Regions from separate parts of the Homo sapiens genome. Here region 2 is linked to region 1. The links are chromatin contacts, found by Hi-C or POLR2A ChIA-PET in ENCODE. All regions are on one chromosome and are shown on one strand. The core of a region is the stretch at or near the end of the contact, and the rest is flanking DNA. Distances in the headings are between cores, read along the strand shown.

Evidence for each region. A loop is a pair of places that touch in the nucleus more often than their neighbours do. ChIA-PET counts read pairs that join two places held with the same protein, here RNA polymerase II (POLR2A). Pooled maps may share reads with other maps.
Region 2: a map of left ventricle myocardium inferior shows a loop between it and region 1 (2.5-fold over the local background). The contact joins two enhancer-like sites. A Hi-C loop is called at or near these places in 9 of 168 maps with a recorded cell type or tissue (HepG2, heart left ventricle, heart right ventricle and 2 more) and 4 of 50 pooled maps. POLR2A ChIA-PET finds 5 or more read pairs at or near these places in 5 of 52 experiments (B cell, BJ, Panc1 and 2 more).

What each region holds. Positions count from the first base shown.
Region 1 is chr2:12,730,098-12,734,969 of GRCh38, forward strand. All of the region lies in intron 2 of TRIB2 (tribbles pseudokinase 2), which reads left to right. Among named protein-coding and RNA genes, the nearest start is that of MIR3125, 4.8 kb to the right of the region's middle. Within about 2 kb of position 2,639, at least 17 of the 41 ENCODE cell types and tissues checked have a DNase peak (open chromatin) inside an H3K27ac peak, as active enhancers do; they include heart right ventricle and left ventricle myocardium inferior, where a contact is called at or near this core.
Region 2 is chr2:12,785,113-12,789,984 of GRCh38, forward strand. No RefSeq gene overlaps it. Among named protein-coding and RNA genes, the nearest start is that of MIR3125, 50 kb to the left of the region's middle. Within about 2 kb of position 2,884, at least 5 of the 41 ENCODE cell types and tissues checked have a DNase peak (open chromatin) inside an H3K27ac peak, as active enhancers do; they include heart right ventricle and left ventricle myocardium inferior, where a contact is called at or near this core.

The sequences.
Region 1 (4,872 bases), core at 1,389-3,888:
AGTGAGAGAGAAACCCTGTTCTCATGAGACCTACATTTCAATGAAATAATATCTAGGGCCCACCATGTGTTTTACTCATAACATGTGATTCACCAATTTAATTCTAATTAGCTACTGTATTTAAATTAATCAATTTAAACCCAGTGAGTAAGATACTCTTATTTTCACCATTTTACAGATAAGAAAATTGATCCTCAGAGTCTAATGGCCAACCAGTGGCAGACCTGGGGTTGGTACCCAGGCCCCTGGCTCCAGAGCCCAAGCTTTCAAATACTAGGTTGTCTCCAGGAAATAGACAACAGGTAAAATACCGTCTCTTATGCCCAACCCTGAGAAAGAATTTTCTCACGCAGTTAGGCAACAGGTGTGCACCAGGAGGACCTGACTAGCCAGGGTCAAAACTCAGCTCACGACTCAGTTTTCCTGAGCAGTCATGGATTGGGCCACCAATGAGCCAACCCTGCGGGCAGTCCTACGTCCTGTTGTTCCATTCTGTGGGTTTTTTTTGTTTTGTTTTGTTTTTGTTTTTCCCCAGGGAACTATACAATGGGCTTCATTTCTTTTTCTATCCTCCATGCCTAGCACTGGACTTAGCAGTACTTAGGAATGTGTGACCATTGATGCCATGGATATACAAATAGCCCCTTATGTCCCGTGGCGTGAATATCATAAGAAAAATCAACTAGCCATATTGACAGTGGAATGCAGTGGATGGAAACTCATTTTCAATGTTGTTTTCTACTCAATACTCTTGGGAGTTTCTCTAAATCATGAAACCGAGTCCAGGCTATTTGAAATTTCTTTGGACTCTAGACATTGCCATGCATAAGAAGAGTCTTGCCTAGATGCCGTGAACTCCAGATAGAATGTTGGAGTTGGGGAGTCTTAGATATGGGGGTCATTCTATCTCGCAAACATTTATTAAGCACCTACTCTGTCCTACGGTGCTAGGTGTTGATGGTACAGGAATCAGTACAAGAGAGTCCTTGCCTAATGGATGTAATCATTATTCAATAGTTATTTAGCTGTAAGCATTATTTAACAGTTCCAACAGTGGAGTACGGTGTGGAGAATGGTCACCTCCGGGAGGTGATGACCTCCTGCACGAGGTTGGCTTGAGTGCTGTAGTAGGGATGGGGAGGTCCCAGAAGGCATGAGTCAAGCCAGAGGCACAAAGAGCCGTGTGTAGGGAGGGCTGTGCTGCTGGAGGGTCCCCTGTGCCAGGACAGAGATGAGGCTGAGTCCAGGGCCTGAAAGACACACCCCTCACCTCCAACTTGACCTGAAGCCCAGAAGGAACCATTGAAAGGTTTTTCTGGATGGCAGGGATGGGTTTGTGATTCCGGAAGTACATGTGAAAGATGAACTGGGTAAAGCAGCCGGGCATGGGTTCTAGGAAGAAGTGGCTCAAACTGAGACTGTGGCAGTGGGATTGAAGAATTGGGGGCAACAAGTGGGGGTTTAAACCCGACACTTTTATCTTTACAAACAATGAGGAGGAGAGTGGGCTTACTCAAGGTTTCAAATGTGTTCATGGCACAGCCAAGTGCAGGACCCAGGTTTTTCGACTTGATCTCATTCATTACGTGCCTACGCGCACATCTCCACAAGCCTGTGTGGGGCTCCCTGTCAAGTGCAGCGTCCCTGTCTGGCCCTGCGAGTGGGTGCAGAGATGCACTCACAGGCCTCCCTGAACTCTGTGAACTCCCACCCCACACCTGGAACAAGACTGGGAAAATTCTGGACCCCGAAGCACTCCTAAGCCACCGGGCAGGGCAGCAACACCATCGCTGGGTGCCCCTGGCCAGCACTGAGCCTGCGGAAGCTTTGCGGAGAGGCCAATCCACTGATATGGGGGAGGAGGGATTCTTCAGGAGCCATGGCTGAAAGTCTCAATGCAGGGAGTGAATGGAGCATTGATGAGGAATTCCTGTCAGCATGGCTTCCTCTTTCTTGGGTTTCCCTTTCTGTTCCTATGGCGACAGGATGGACTTCCTCTGTGAAGCCCTGGCGGCCTGCAGGCTGTGCTTGTGTGGTGTCTGCATGGGGGCGTGGGAAGGTGTTCGGGTACAATGAGACTCCCCTGTTCATCCAGGCACCATGGATGGGAGTCGGGCAGGAATGTGCACCTGCATGCGGACAGGGCAGGGATTCCGTCGTGGCCGGGTAGATGGCACTGCAGAAAACCCCTGAGTATTTGAGTCAGATTGGGTTTCCCATCCCAACTGTGCTATTTCCAAGCAAGTTCCTTCATCTGTCTCTAAGCTGCTGTAGTCTCCTGCATCAAATCGGTGTGGGCACACCCACCTTCCAGATTGTGTGGTGTTGTAAGGTCACAAGAGGCATATTCTCTCCCTATAGACATCTCTCCCTCCACCACGATGCCCTGAGATGCTTCCCCCGTGGCTCACCTGTTGCTCTCCCTGCTAATTTGTGGGCCATTTGAGGTAGGAGTTGGGGTGGTTCACTGACTCTCCAAGACTTGGTGCAGAGGTGGCTCTCAGAGGTGACTGTTGGAAAAGTCTGTGCATACATGAACCAGAATTAAGTGAACGACAATTTATTTGGCATCGTTTAGTGGCCTGTGACGTTCTAATGCAGCTGCCAGGCCGGCATGATGGTGCCAATGGTGCCAGGTGGTCCTTCCCAGGCCCTTGGTAGCAGCCGCCCCGGGCGGGACCCTGGCTTTCACAGCTGGACTGGCTGCCCAGAGGACTTTTTCAGTAACAGTCAGGGCAAGGTCAGATCTGGCAGCAGCTGACCTTTTCACTTGACCCTTAAGCCTATCTGGACCGCCTGACTGGACGGCCTTCAGTGACTTCTCTGGATTTCACTGACCTTAGGCCACCGGACTTCCCATCCCTGCCAGGCCCACTTTGTCTGGCTGAACTCCCAGCTCAGCCCCACCCTGGCCCACCCTGTCCTGATCTCTTCCTGCCAAGGGCCCACAGTGCTGTTTAAAGATTGGAAAATACGGCATGATTTGCTTGTGGATACTATTTTTGATCTTGTGGATTGAGCACTAAACTTGGAGTTAAAAACCGGGGTTTGAATCCCAGCTCTGTCACTGGCTTGCGAGGTGGCCTTGGACAAGTCACATCTACTTTCTGTTACCTCAGTTTCTTCATCCGGTAAATGGGCAGGTCTAGTCACCTGTATCTACCTCATGAGCTATAGCAGTTAGCTGTGAATGGGATGGTTTTGTACCAGATCTAGTGCTGAATAAACTGCACCAGATTTGCCTCCATCATCTCAGGGTCTCCCTTTAAAAGTTTTTCTTTCTTTGGCCCTAAGTAAATCAGTGATTTTAGTACCAGAATGTATTTTGGAAAGGACAATGGCGTTAGAGTCCAGATGTAGATTCAGAGCTCAGCTTGTTCAGTTTCTCTGTGTATGGCCTAGGGCATTTAATTCCCTGTGCCTCAGCTTCCTTATATATTAGGTAGCATGCATATATCATACTTGTCTTTTACTTTGTTTTGAGAAATAAGGATGCAAGCTGTAGTAATCTCAGCATCTTATAGATGCTTCACACATAGTTTCTATTATTGTTACTATAATTATTATTAGGATATCATATGGTGTGTTGTAATCACTAGAGCTTAAGAATTAAAGGAAACTTTAAAATCTGGAATTCTGAAGCTAGACGAGCCCTTTTCAGGCCCTGTAGCTATTTGTTCTTATTTTACAGAAGGGAAACTGAGGCCAAAAGAACCAGGGGCCACACTGGTAGTTCAACTTAGTGGCGCAAGGGAGCTCTGGAGCCTGTGCTGAGAGTGGATGGGGGTGGGGGGAGAATCGGGGCTTTCAGTGCCGACCTGTGCTGTTCCACAGATGCTGGGAGAGGAACCACACCCTGCTGCTTTTGGCTTCCTCACCTGGCACCGGGATCCGGTGACACAAGGCCTGGCACTGGGCTGGGCCGTCATTGAGTACACAGGCTGCCCACGTGTAAGCCTTGTTCATTCAGCAGGTTGAGAGCAAAGCAGGCTGTTCTCTTCCTATGCCAGGCACAGTTTGCAAAAGGCCTGCAGGGATCCAGCTTCTCTGGCCAAACCAATCCTGCCCCAGGCTGGTGGCTGGCAGGGAGATGTCTCTTCCCCTGAGAAGTTACTGGAGATAACCATTGTCATTTACAGCGTTTTAGGCACAAAAATTGCCACCACCCTCCACCCCTTGTCTCTTTGGGAAATGTTTATTCTTCTCGGACTGTTTCTGGTACCACCACTTCCAGGAAGCATATCCTGATTACTGTAGTCAGAACTGAATAAAGTGAGGGGACTGGGCTGGGCACAGAGCTGGGGAAAAGCATTCCAGCCCGCGGGAGGAACAAGTGCAAAAGACCCAGGAAGGAACGAGAATTCACATCTACGGCCGTATGCTGGGGACTTGCATTTCGTGCTTCCTCACCTATCTTCTCCACTAGGCTTTTGGGTTGAGGGTAGGTGCAAAGGTTCATTCTTAATAATAAGATCGATCATTATTGTTGCCCCCAGTTTTTTGCAGATCTACCATGCTAGGCTCCTCGGTAGATACCGTACTTGCATTATTACAGTTAATTCTCACAAAAACTGAGAAGGTGGGTGTTACTTGTCATGTCTGTCTCCCCAGTGCCTAGTTGGGGAACTCAAGCAGAGTAAATGCTCGGTAAATGTCTTTTACATGCCTGCATGACTAGTGGGACATTTGAATTACTAGGTCCACAGATGCTTCTGTTGGTTTTTATGGAAATCAGCTCCTTTGCCTGGAAAATTCATAATGCCCAGACTGTGAGGGGACATGAGCCATTGCAAGACTGTTCATTCATTTCTGCTCCCATTTCTGACATGTGCTAGAGCCCCACCAGGGACTCCCCATACACATTCTTGAGAC
Region 2 (4,872 bases), core at 1,634-4,133, 55 kb after region 1:
CAATTATCTCCCACCAGCTCCCTCTCACAACACATGGGAATTATGGGAATTAAAATTCAAAATGAGATTTGGGTGGGGACACAGCCAAAACATATCATTCTGACCCTAACCCCCACCAAAACTCATGTTCTCACATTTCTAATCCATTCATGACTTCCCAACAGTCCGCGGAAGTCTTAATTTACTTCAGCATTAACTCAAAGGTCCGTAGTCCAAAGTCTCATCTGAGACAAGGCAAGTCCCTCCTGCCTATGAGCTTGTAAAATCAAAAGCATATTAGTTACTTCCTAGATACAATGGGGGTACAGGCATTGGATAAACACACCCATTTCAAATGGGAGAAACTGGCCAGAATGAAGGGCTAAAGGTCCCACACAAGTCTGAAATCCAGTAGGGCAGTCAAATCTTAAAGCTCCAAAATAATCTCCTTTGACTCCATGTCTCACATCCAGGTCACAATATTGCAAAAGGTGAGTTCCCATGGTCTTGGGCAGCTCTGCCCATACGGCTTTGCAGGGTACAGCATCCATCTCGGCTGCTTTCATGGGCTGGCATTGAGTGTTTGCAGCTTTTCCAGGTGCACAGTGCAAGCTGTCAATGGATCTACCATTCTGGGGTCTAGAGGATGGTGGCCCTCTTCTCACAGCTCCATTAGGCAGTGCCCCAGTGGGGACGCTGTGTGGGGTCTCCAATCCCACATTTCCCTTCTGCACTGCTCTAGCAGAGGTTCTCCATGAGGGCTCTTACCCTGCAGCAAACTTCTGCCTGGGCATTCAGGCATTTCTGTACAACCTCTGAAATCTAGGTGGAAGTTCCCAAACCTCAATTCTTGACTTCTGTGCACCCACAGGCTCAACACCACATAGGAGCTGCCAAGGCTTGGGGCTTGCACCCTCTGAAGCCACAGCCTGAGCTGTACTTTGGCTCCTTGTAGCCATGGCTAGAGTGGCTGGGACACAGGACACCAAATCCCTAGGCTGCACACAGCAGGTGGGCCCTAGGCCCTGCCCACAAAACAATTTTTTCCTCCTAGGACTCTGGGCCTGTGATGGGAAGGGCTGCTGTGAAGAAGACCTCTGACATGCCCTGGAGACATTTTCCCTATTGTCTTGGCAATTAACATTTAGCTCCTCATTAATCATGCAAATTTTTGCAGCCAGCTTGAATTTCTCCTCAGAAAATGGGTTTTTCTTTCCTATTACATTGTTAGGCTGCAAAATTTCCAAACTTTTATGCTCTGTTTCCCTTTTAAACTGAATGCTTTTTAACAGCACTCAAGTCACCTCTTGAATGCTTTGCTGCTTAGAAATTTCTTCTGCCAGATGCCCTAAATCATCTCCCTCAAGTTCAAAGTTCCACAGATCTTTAGGGTGGGAGCAAAATGTCACCAGTCTGTTTGCTAAAACATAGCAAGAGTCACCATTTCTCCCCTTCCCAACAAGTTCCTCATCTCCATCTGAGCCCACCTCAGCCTGGATTTCATTGTCCATATCATTATCAGCATTTTGGTCAAAGCCATTCAACAAGTCTCTAGGAAGTTCTAAACTTCCCAACATTTTCCTGTCTTCCTCTGAGCCCTCCAAGTCTCTAGGAAGTTCCAAACGTTCCCACATTTTTCTGTCTTCTGAGCCCTCCAAACTGTCTCAACCTCTATCCGTTACCCAGTTCCAAAGTTGCTTCCACATTTTTGGGTATCTTTACAGCAGTGCCACCAGTAGCAATTTAGTGTGTTAGTCTGTCACATGCTGCTAATAAGGACATACCTGAGACTGGGTAATGTATAAAGAAAAAGAGGTTTAATCGAATCACAGTCCCATGTGGCTGGGAAGGCCTCACAATCGTGGTGGAAGGCAAAAGGTACATCTTACCTGGGGACAAGCAAGAGAGGATGAAAGCCAAGCAAAAGGGGAAACCCCTTATAAGACCAATAGATAACTTGAGACCTATTCACCACCACAAGAACAATATGAGGGAACTGACCCCATGATTCAATTATCTCCCACCAGGTCCTTCCCACAACATGTGGGAATTATGGGAGCTACAGTTCAAGATGATATTTGGGTGGGGACACAGCCAAACCATATCAAATATTGTAGTTATTTTAGGTCTTACTTGATCAAACACAAAAGTCTAACAACGTTAGTTCAATTTTTGTGTAATTCAGTCTCAAAAATTACTGTCTTTTGGTTTCTCAACTTGGGCTTCATTTTGAGAAAAATTATACTTTATTATCATTACTCCTCTTCTCTAATGGGATAGGATATGGGTTATATTGGGTTCTTTTTCTCTGGCCATGTTCTCTGTCATTTCATTTAATCTTCATAATGGCAATATGGGTAGAAATTCTTATTCCAGTTTTACAGATGAGGAAAATGGAATTCAAAAAGACTAAGAGACTTGCATGAGAGCATACTTCCAAGTAAGTGTGAAAGCTAGGCTTCCAATTCTGGTTAATTTATCTCAAAGCATATAAGGCTTACACTACTATACCCTATCTACCTCTCACATAATTTACCACATTATTTTGTAATGCTTACTCATTTGCACCTCCTACAAGTTTTTAGTATCCTACTATGCAGAGAATATAATGTATTTACCTTTGAGTTCCTTGTGTCTAACAGAATGCTTTATTAAGAGTGAACATTTAGTGAATAAATGAATGAATAAATTAATACTAGTAAGTATGACCAGTTTATTCTGCTGAATGACGTACATATTAAAACGATTAGAAACCTATTACCGTCTTAGATCCACTCACCCAAATAAGGCATGTAGGGCTGCATATATGGCTAGCTGGAACCATAGGCAATGATGGGGTGGTTGGAGTCTGTTATTCTCTGTCTTGAGGCAAGCCAGGTGATTCATCACATGGGGTGGGAGAGGATTGTTGGAAAAAGGATCTGAGAGGAAGTTAGGGTCAAAGAGAGGATGTGGAAGTTGAACCATGGTTCACACAAGAACCGGGAACAAATCCAAAGGAAAAGGAGTTCCAAAAGAAAAGAATTTATTTCTCTCTCCTTAGAATTCCATTCCATTGTATGAGCAATGTTTGGAGAAAGGACAGAAGAGAGAAAGGGAAACAGAAAGACAATATTTTCCTAAGTTGTTCTTTGTTAGGCGCTGTAATGGAGTGGAATGAGACCTGGATATGGCGTCAGAGAGACTGGGGCTCAAGAACTGTGCTCTGACATTTATTAGCTGTGGGCAAATAACTTAACATGTTTAAATCTTCATTTCTCATCTGTAAAATATGGTTGATACTATCCAACTTAAAAATCACAGTGCAAATTAAATGAGATAATCGTTGTGAAAATGTCTAGCATGGTGTCAGCCACGTATTAAATGTTCCGAGAGTGTTTACATAGATGACTAAGAAAAGCTTTAGTCTTCCTAAATATTTTCCAGGAAAGACTATCATGATGGGAACTGTTGGACAGGCAAGTCAGTAAATAGCAAGAAGGACTTGACCTTCTGTGTCTCCGGGATCCCACAGTTGCATAGACTTGGTGAGAGACTAATATGAAACAAATGTGTACTAGAAATATATTTTCTAAGCAAGCTCTCTTCCTGAGGAGCTGGGGAAGAGATTAAATCCTTTTCTGCCTGCATTCAACATGGATCTCCTGAATGGTGGTTGGCTGCCAAGCACTGTCTTGGACCTGGACAGACAAAGATGCAAAGACAGTGCTCCAGTTCTCTAAGGAATTGTGGTCTGTGGAGTCAGAAGGATATTTAGTGAGTGTTTTTCTATGTTGGGGAGGGCTGCTATATTGATTAAATTATGCATTCAGACACAAGTCACAGTTTTTGAGCTCCTTCATTGTTGTTATTTTTACACACACGTTTTCCAATTTAATTCTCACTAAAATGCCTCATGTTGTCATATCCATCTCTGCATTAGATGACAAGATGAAAACACAGAAACTAGGCATTGGTTTTAAGTTATTAAATTATAGGAGAAATGATCCAATTTAAAAATCAATGTTTTATATGTAAAGGGCAATCATGAAAAATATCCACACAAAATCTTGGAAAATATTAATATAATTATTCAGTTTATTTAGAGAAATGAGTAAGTTTTTCCTAACTGCTCTCACTGCAAACCCCAAAATGAAAAAAACAAAGTTAGAGGCAAATACTTTACATTGGATTGATACTAGGGGATGAATGTGAACCTCAACAATAACACTTCAATAAGTGGTATTTTACATTAAGCAGTTTTTCTTTTGAAAATATCTATTTTGACTTGACACCAAGTTTAAACTGATTCCATATTCAATACCTCTCTTTATACACCATAGATTCCTCACTTTTGACATCTTTAGTTTGATTCTTTTTTAAATTAACTTATTTTTTCTATTATTATACTTTAAGTTTTAGGGTACATGTGCACAACATGCAGGTTTGTTACATATGTATACATGTGCCATGTTGGTGTGCTGCACCAATTCACTCGTCATTTAGCATTAGGTATATCTCCTAATGCTATCCCTCCCCGCCTCCCCCCTCCCCACAACAGTCCCTGGTGTGTGATGTTCCCCTTCCTGTGTCCATGTGTTCTCTTTGTTCAGTTCCCACCGATGAGAACATGCGGTGTTTGGTTTTTTGTCCTTGTGATAGTTTGCTGAGAATGATGGTTTCCAGCTTCTTCCATGTCCCTACAAAGGACATTAACTCATCCTTTTTTATGGCTGCATAGTATTCCATGGTGTATATGTGCCACATTTTCTTAATCCAGTCTATCATTGTTGGACATTTGGGTTGGTTCCAAGTCTTTGCTATTGTGAATAGTGCCGTAATAAACATACATATGCATGTGTCTTTATAGCAGCATGATTTATAATCCTTTGGGTATATACCCAGTAATGGGAT